Regions from separate parts of the Homo sapiens genome. Here region 2 is linked to region 1. A link is an interaction called in ENCODE POLR2A ChIA-PET data of the cell type or tissue named here. Cell type or tissue: HepG2. All regions are shown on one strand. Links, peaks and the distances in the headings refer to the core of each region. The heading gives the core; the rest is flanking DNA. Region 1 overlaps LOC105371771 (a long non-coding RNA gene). Region 2 overlaps CDK12 (cyclin dependent kinase 12).

The links. Peaks named below come from ENCODE experiments on the same cell type or tissue, not always from the same donor. Only the 100,000 strongest peaks of a DNase experiment are listed, where the experiment ranks them.
Region 2: POLR2A ChIA-PET joins it to region 1 with 6 read pairs; 7 of 35 experiments call an interaction of 5 or more read pairs at or near these places.

Annotation. Positions count from the first base shown.
Region 1 is chr17:39,590,601-39,594,993 of GRCh38, reverse strand. LOC105371771 (a long non-coding RNA gene) reads left to right here. Exons shown (of 3, transcript XR_934746.3): 3 at 88-262. Among named protein-coding and RNA genes, the nearest start is that of NEUROD2, 15 kb to the left of the region's middle. In HepG2, for the core only: no CTCF peak of the experiment used is centred there; a DNase peak (open chromatin) is centred at 2,463.
Region 2 is chr17:39,533,290-39,537,675 of GRCh38, reverse strand. CDK12 (cyclin dependent kinase 12) reads right to left here. Exons shown (of 14, transcript NM_016507.4): 14 at 3,132-4,386. Among named protein-coding and RNA genes, the nearest start is that of NEUROD2, 72 kb to the left of the region's middle. In HepG2, for the core only: no CTCF peak of the experiment used is centred there; no DNase peak of the experiment used is centred there.

The DNA.
Region 1 (4,393 bases), core at 161-4,160:
AAACCTCCGTGACAGCCTCTGGTGGGAAAACTCAGTGACCTGTACCCTAGACTTTTCTTATCATGGGGTATTCGCTTTGCATTCCAGAAAACCTCTTGGCTGCCTCTCTTCAGGAGTAAATTTGAAGATCTAAGAAATCACAGTCCTCCATGTGTGCAAAGGAAGACCTAAAAGTGTTGAACCTAAGGGCATAGCAAGAAGGTCTAGTTATGCGTGAAGAATTCCTGAACTGGGCCGGGTGCGGTGGCTCATGCCTGTAATCCCAGCACTTTGGGAGGCCGAGGTGAGCAGATCAACTGAGGTCAGGGGTTCGAGACCAGCCTGACCAACATGGAGAAACCCCATCTCTACTAAAAATACAAAATTAGCCGAGTGTGGTGGTGCATGCCTGTAATCCCAGCTACTTGGGAGGCTGAGGCAGGAGAATTGCTTGAACCTGGGAGGCAGAAGTTGTGGTGAGCCAACATCATGCCATTGCACTCCAGCCTGGGCAACAAGAGCAAAACTCTGTTTCAAAAAAAGAAAAAAAAAAAAAAAGAAATCCCCAATGATCCAGTGCAAAACCAAGATGTAACAACAACAACAATATGGAAGGTAACATACACTTGGAGCTTGTGATATGTTAGTAATTGACTCAGCGTTATACATGAGTTGATAATCCTCTCAACAACCCTATGAGCTTGGGACTGTCATTATACTTATACCACAGACAAAGACACTGAGGTAGATGTGCCCAGCTGGCAGCCTAGGCCTTCTTCCTCTTTTTCTTTCTTTTTCTTTGAGACAGGATCTTGTTCTGTCACCCAGGCTGGAGTGCAGTGGTGAGATCTTGGCTCACTGCAACCTCCACCTCCCAGGCTCAAGCAATCATCCCACCTCAGCCTCGCGAGTAGCTGGGACTATAGGCATGCACCACCACACCCAGATAGTTTTTTATATTTTTGTAGAAATGGAGTCTCGCCATGTTGCCCAGGCTGGTCTCAAACTCCTAGAGTCAAGTGATCCACCCGCCTCAGCCTCCCAAAGTGCTAGGATTACAGGCATGAGCCACCATACCCAGCTGAGCCTAGGCCTTTTTCTCAAATTGTAGGAAGAAAAGAGAATAACAGAAGGTCCAGAACTTTCTAGAAGACGATCCAATATCCTTTTCTTCCTACTTACTCCTCTCCCTCTGCTCTCTTCTTCCTTTTCCTCTGCCTGCTCCTCATCCTCAATTAACCCAGTACCCACTCTCCAGGGCCTACCCAAGCATGTGGCATCTGCCTCCTGCCACTGCTTACATATGAATAGGTGGAAACACCCCAGGAGACACCCACTGTCCTCACCCCACCCATGAGGAAACCACACATGCACTTGACTGCATCTGACCTCACCTTCCTCGCCAGAGCAGCTGCTCCTCACATCGGTAGTCCTGGCCCACAGGGTCTTTTTGCCCAAAGCTCTGGGTGAAGAATGCCACTGTGAACAGCTGCAGGACTAGGCTGGAATTCCAGTCTTATCTGGGCCCCTGGGACACTTGAGGGGAGCAATTTGCTCCAACTGGCACACTTTCCCTGCCCCTTCCCTGGACACAGGAGTCTGTCTGGTTCACTCAAGCCCTGCCTTACTCTTGCCATCTGCATCTCCACCCTCTTCCTCCCTCTTTCCTTCCTTCTTTCATCCTCTCATCCATCACACACATTCTTTCTCCTTCTCTTTTCTCTTTTTTCTCTCTCCCGTCTTCCCTTATCCCCTTCCACCTAGTTATATGATAACCCCTTCAGTCCTTGAAGATGTCTCCCCACCAGAAGAGTGGGCATTCCTCATGTTACATAAATTCCACAACTAAGGGGCTGCTGATGGGAGAGCCATCCCTATTAGGGATGCAATCTCTCTGAAGGGAAGTTTTTTTTTTTTTTTTTTTTTTTTTTTTTGTTGTTGTTGTTGTTGTTGTTTTTTCCTCAGGAGACAGCAAAAGGAACCCATAATCCAATCTGATGGATAAGCATTAAGCAGTCACTAAATCCCTGCAATCCCCAGAACAAATCCAGATCAACAGTGTTGTCCACTTGCCCAACACAAATTGAGATAAGTAATCAGGTAGGGAGCTATCTGCAGGTCCACTATAGGGCTTTCCCAGGTCCATCTCCTTTCCCTACTATTTTCAGGTCATCTAGGGCAAGGTGGCATATGGAAGGAGTAACTGGAGGCCACAGGAGCCACACATTCAGGGGACAGGGATGGGGCTGAGATCATCTTCCATCCTCTTCTTCCTCTCCTAGTCCCAGGGTTCAGACAGTCCTTGGTCCTCCTGGAATCCTTTACATTCTATCTCCCTTACCACCAGATTTCTCTCTCCCCTCTCTTCTTTCTCCTCCATTGCTTCTTTTTTGTCCACCACCCATTCCCAGGTCTTTTTCTCCCTTCTACTTCCTGTTAGTGCTTCCATAGGGAGGACGTTCAAACATTCTTGTTTCAGCACCACGGACAGAGACACCAGGTGGATTTGCCTAAATGTCCTAGGCGGGTCAGGTTCTGTCTGGATCCGTGCAAGTGGTGACCACTCATAAATTTCTCTGGGGGGGTGTGAGCGTGCGTGTGTGTACCCGAGCCTGTGTGAACGCCTGTGTCTGTGTCCCTCTGGGGCACACGCCTGTGGGCGTCTCTGGGTGCATCTGTGTGTTTGTATCTGTCTGTGCTGTGTCCCTGCCTGCTCCCCGAGTCCCTGGCTGGGAAAGGGGATGGGATGGGGACGCTCCGTTCTGGAGGTGGGGGAGGCAGCGGGTGGCTTGGTATCCCAGCCGGTCCTGGGGGCGTCATCCTTGCCCAGACGCGCGCCAGGCACCATGTGGCATGTGTGCCAGCCGGCACAGGCTGAGGGCATTCTGCCCAGCTTGGGGAAAAGTAGGGGGAGGCAGCGAGCTGGAGACGGGCAGGAAGAGGTGGAGAGCTGAGCTCAGAACTCAACTCTGGGGCCAGCCCCTTTTTCCATCCTGTGGGAACTCCACCCACCAGCACATGCTTGAGGAAATTTACAAGTTACCTGCCTTTCTGAGGCCCCAGACAACCAGATAATCATCCCTTCACACACACATATCCTGAGAGAAATGCACAGAATCCAGGCTGTTCTGACTTGCATGCATGTGTGCAAATCACCTGGTCCTTTGCACACCAATTATTACACAAATGCACACACACATATACAGAAGGGTAAATGCACCTGCACAAACACCAAAGCCATCCTCAGAGGATGAATACAAGAATCAGCCTTTTGTATCACAGAGCAGGATCCTGCACTACACAGATGGGAACCTACCTCCTATGACACCAGGCAACTGCTCTAAGGGTCTGGTAAGTCTTGTGAGAGCTGTGCCCTCCCCAAGAAATGGTCACATTTCCCCAGCAAAGGGCAGGCCCTGGAGTTGTCATCAGGGGTGCCTGCCCTCTGCACCCAAGGAAGTCTGGAAAGATATTGCTGCCTCTGTGCTCCATTTGAAAGAATAAATGAGAAGGAAGAGAAAGGCATCACAATGCCTCTGCCCTTCCTCCACCCATGCAGCCAAAGTCCTCATCCCCCAAGAGAGTCTGGTGTACTGGAGAGAAGTCCAGGTTTCTCATCCCATTCCTAACTGGCTATTTGACCCTGGGTAGGTTATTTCCCAATGAGATTTTAAAATGACAATTAATGTAAAGCACTTAGTTCAAGTGAGTTTTCATTAAGTGGTCACTATTATTGTTTTATTACTACTGTTATTATTATTGTATTATTAATACTGTGGAAAGAGTGGTCAGCAAGATTTAACGAAATAATGTAGCCAACGCTTCTAGCATAGTATCTGACCCATAGTGGGTACTCAATGAATACGAGTATAGTATGAATTTTGTGGTAGAATTTCAGGAACTTAGACAGTTAAAGGGAACTGAGAATGACAGAATTCTCTCTCCAAAATTCCCTCTCCAAACTAGAGAGATGCATTTCCAAGAATAGCAGGAAGAATGGAAGTTAGACATGTAAAAAAGCTAAAGGACAGGCCGGGCATGGTGGCTCGAGCCTATAATGTCAGCACTTTGGGAGGCCGAGGCAGGCGGATCATCTGAGGTCAGGAGTTCGAGACCAACCTGGCCAACGTGGTGAAACCCTGTCTCCACTAAAAATACAAAAATTAGCTGGGCGTGGTGGTGCACGCCTATAATCCCATCTACCTGGGAGGCTGAGACATGAGAATCACTTGAACCTGGGAGGTGGAGACTGCAGTGTGCCGAGATCGCATCACTGCACTCCAGCCTGGGCGATAGAGCGAGACCCTGTCTCAAATTAAAAACAAAACAACAACAAAACAACAACAACAAAAAAACGCTAAAGGACAAGCCAGGAAGCAATAGAGTGTGGTGGTGAGAGGAGACTCCCTTGGTG
Region 2 (4,386 bases), core at 387-4,386, 58 kb after region 1:
CAGGAGAATTGCTGGAACCTGGGAGGTGGAGGCTGCAGTGAGCCGAGATCACACCACTGCACTCCAAGAAGAGCAAGTCCATCTCAAAAATAAATAAATAAATAAATAAATAAATAAATAAATAAATAAAAATAAGGAATTATACCCCAAGTCTCTTTCTGCAGCCCAGCTACCAGACTCTTCTAGTTCTCCCTTCTTACCCTTATTTCCACCTCTTATATTGCTTCATTTTCTGAGACTTTTGGTCCCCTAACAGAAATTATAAATATTAACACTAGTATAAGGCCAAACTAAAAAGTTCCAGACTTTAAAAAAGGGACCAGGCTACTAAGCTTTCTTTAGGTCTTTGAATTCAGCCTGTTTTCTCCAGGTCCAAATGCATTCAAAATTGCATTAGCCTTGGTGAGGAGGGTCATCTACAAGCTGATCCTCACCAAGGGTGTCCCTCATTAGGCACTATTGTAGTTCTGAGACTGAGGAGGGAGAAGGATCCCCTCCTAGAGAGTCCATCAGATAGGCCCCTTAGGTAGAGAAAAGACATCCTCCAAGACTCAGACTTTGTTCTTTACTTAGCTCTGACTGCTATATGGTGGACTTCTTAAAGGTTTCTTCATGCTGCCTCCCTCAGGGTTGGTTTGGCCTGGATAAAATGCCCTTCATTCCTTTAGAGCTGTCAATACTATCTGTAGTTTACAAACATGCCAGAGCAAGATATCAAAAAGTCCATCCATTTACAGGTCCTAGAGAACCTGGGTCTAAGTAAATTTATTTCATGGCTATACCTTCTTATTCCACAGAAGTATGCTGTAGCTGAAGGTTGCAAATTGAGAATGGTCCACTAACAAACTACCCACTTAGAGGGTATGAAAGACAAACTCAGTATCAGTCTCTTTCTCTCAGCCTTGGAGTACTAATTTTTTGAGATAAGAGATATGAGAGAAATCCAGTGGTCAAAGTGTTTTGGCACCCCAGTGATTAATCACCAGGACATTAAAGCAACTCTTATCTGCTTTCTCTTAGATACCAGAGAGCCCTCTTCTCACCAAGCTTTACTTCCCACAGACACCATCTGCAACTGAGCTTAGAAATGTCATCAGCAAAAGCAACAATCTCAGGATATGGAAGAAGAGGATAAAAAGGTGAAGGTTGAAAGAGGGGAAGCAGGAAGACAGAAAGATGACTCCCTGCCTTTCCTGGCCAGGGTACAAAATAATCTTTTGTACCCTACATAACACAAATGAAAAGCTCCTTTCATAGCTCCTAGCAATAAGAAAGTATGGTTAGTTTACTTTCTCCTTCACTTTCCACTACAGTAGGTTGAGGATCCAGATAGACATTTGTCTTCTGAATTGACTCTCATTACCTTTCAAAACAATGAAATAGCAGTAACTCTAAATACCTGGTAGGGTTAAGCAATCAATACCGATGGTAGGCCTAAATTATTCCAGTTGAATGGTGAGTGGGGAGAAAGAGAAATAGGGAAAAGAAGTGGGTGGATAGGAGATGGAGAGACAGTTGCGTACAGTAAGGAGTACCACCAGTAATTCCTTCAGGTGTCGTACTCCCCCAGTCTTTCAACTCTGGCTTGGAGTAATCTCCTACTTGAGAGAATTCCTAATTAGGAACACTGGAGGTGTTCCTACAGATAAGAACTGTCACACCTGGACAGTAAAATTAACCAAAGTGTCCAGGAATGCTCACCTTGCCTCTCAGGACAACCAGAAGACTCAGCAGTTCCACCTCTCCCTTGGAATGGTTGAGTGCTTCCTCCCTTGAGGAATTCCCCATTCCCATTCCACTTAGCCCTTATGGATGATTAGGATATGAAAAGTCACTCCATAGTTAAAAAACAGTCAAGCTATGAGGCAATCTTTAATAACAATGGAAATCCCAAGATCAGCACCAAGAGCATTAACTGTTTACTTCTTTGAGGCATTAACCATACAGTTAAGGATGCCTATCTAGGAAAGAACAGTGCCTAAGAAATTGAGGTACTGAACAGCATGGTTTCTGGTTAGAAATGGCCTTGGGTATGACAGAAAAATCTAGGTTAGTAAGGTCCTCAGCCTTTAGGCCCAGAATTGAAAAGACACTGCTTCAATTTTCACTGCTATGAAGTGAAAACAGTATTTTCTAGTAGGTTGAAGTTTATACCCCAATCATGAACTTGCAACCAGGAACACATAATTCCAGAAATTGGAACAATCTTGAGCTCTCCATTCTCCTTATAAGATGTGACTTAGCCCACAGGAAAGGGAACACCACTTAAACTTTTGAGGATTCAAAAACAGGTTAGCAACTCTCATCATCACCAGTTTTTGAACTCAACTTCCTTCTAATTTCCCTTGCTCTGGTGTATCCCTTAACCTTCCTGTATGACTTGCTCACCCCATTTACAACTTCAGATACCTATCGCCCTTCTTTCTTTCTCCTAGTGGACTTTATCTGCCCTCTGCCCATTTGTCATAACTAGCAGGATTGCAGCACATACCACAGGGGCAAATTTATCCTGTGTTCTAAGCCATGAAAGAGAAGGGGAAGCAATTCTGTCTTCAGGTGGAGATGGGAAAGATTTTGGAAACAATAGAGATTTTAACTTTTAAACAACTTTTTGATTCACTTTCTGGATTGGCAACGCATCGGGAAATCTCAGCAAAGGTAGGTACACTAATCCCCATGCTGACTCTGCATGTAATAACATGGGAACTGAGGTAGGGTGGGTGGTGAAGTCTGGTTTAAGACTATCCTTTGGGTCTAAACAGCCTCTTACCAACTTCCCTTGATGACAGTTGAGCTCAAACCCACTTACCTCTCCTGTCAGGAGGAGTCAGGGTACATGAAGCTCAACTCTTTTGATGGTTTGGTACCATTATTTGTATAACTTTTCTACTTTAAAAAAATCACATTTCATGGTTTTTCCCAACTCATTTATTCTCTAGTTCCTAGTCTAGCGTTTTCAAGCACCTCTTCAAATCCTGATAACCTTTTGCTGGGAGGGGGAGTTAATGAGTCTATAATGATTCTGAGACAGAGAACCCCTAAGATAAAGTGGAGGAAAAACGTCCTTTATACATGATTAGATATGCTCAGGGGGTACAGATTAAGAAGTAAATGCAATGGAGCAAAAGTGGTATAGTAACAGGAAATATTTAATTTTCCAATCTCCACTTTCCATTTTTATAAACTGAAAGAAAAAAATTTAATATATTACAAAATATCTGTACATAGACAAGATACACCCAATGGGGGTCAAAAACGAGAGAGAAAGGAATCAGTGTCAGGAACCTAAATCAGGGAGAATGAGGTGGCAACTGACACTTTTCTGATGCAGCATTCTCTCTCAAAACCTGCTGGTAACCATTTTAGCACGGTAACTATATATGCATATTATATATACACACACACATACAAGTGGTTGGGTGATGTCTATGGCATAAGCTAATAGAAGTTCTACTTGCAAATTTGTGCTAACTGCCCTGCTTTAAACGTATAGATTTGATGTTGCTTTCAAATACTTATCGTTCCTATGGACAGTTGAAGAAAAAACTAAGGAAACTGGGTCAAGTATATTTGTTTTCAAAACCACAAAAATGATCACGGTCAAACCAGTTTTGCCTCCCACTCATGAACAGAATCAGATTTCTCATCTGTTCAAAATAATGTATTTAATAGACAATATCTCTCATTGTACAATAATTAAAACAAAACGAAAACCACTTTTGAATGGAATTAATTGGGTCTGTAATTTTCAAATAGTCAAGGTGAAATTCTGCCAAACCTTTACTTCCATCATGTTTATAGATAACGTAACTGAAAAATTAACAAATACCTTTTCTTCCTCCATACAGATTCCAGGATATTTAAATAAGTTTTTTTTTCTCCTCTGCTTTTAGAAATAGTCAAAACTACCAAACTTTGTTTTCATTTTAAAAGACTCCCAAAATGGGGGTGGGGGTGAGATGGGATCATACATACACATACACTCACACATACACTCACCCCCTTCCCTAGTAGGGATGAGGGAATGGAGGCTTAAGTATATTATTTAGGATATTTGGCATAATTAAAAATAAGAGGTGGGAGAGGGGAGGGAAAAACATTATTGATGACTGCTGATAACCAAAATACAATGAAATATATAGAGAATTTTATTCATATTTGATGGGAAACCAACTTTTTTTCATTGAACAGATACTTCTGAAAGTATCCCAGGCTCACGTTCTTTAATAAAAAACAGGGAGTGGGGCCCAATAACTCAAATTCAAATATTCTAAAACACAAAGGCCCATGTCTGAGGACTAAGAAGTCAACAGACAGAAGGTTCAGATGAACTTTAATGCGATTTACCAATAGCATGTCAGTAAGCCTAGTAAATCTAACTGGACA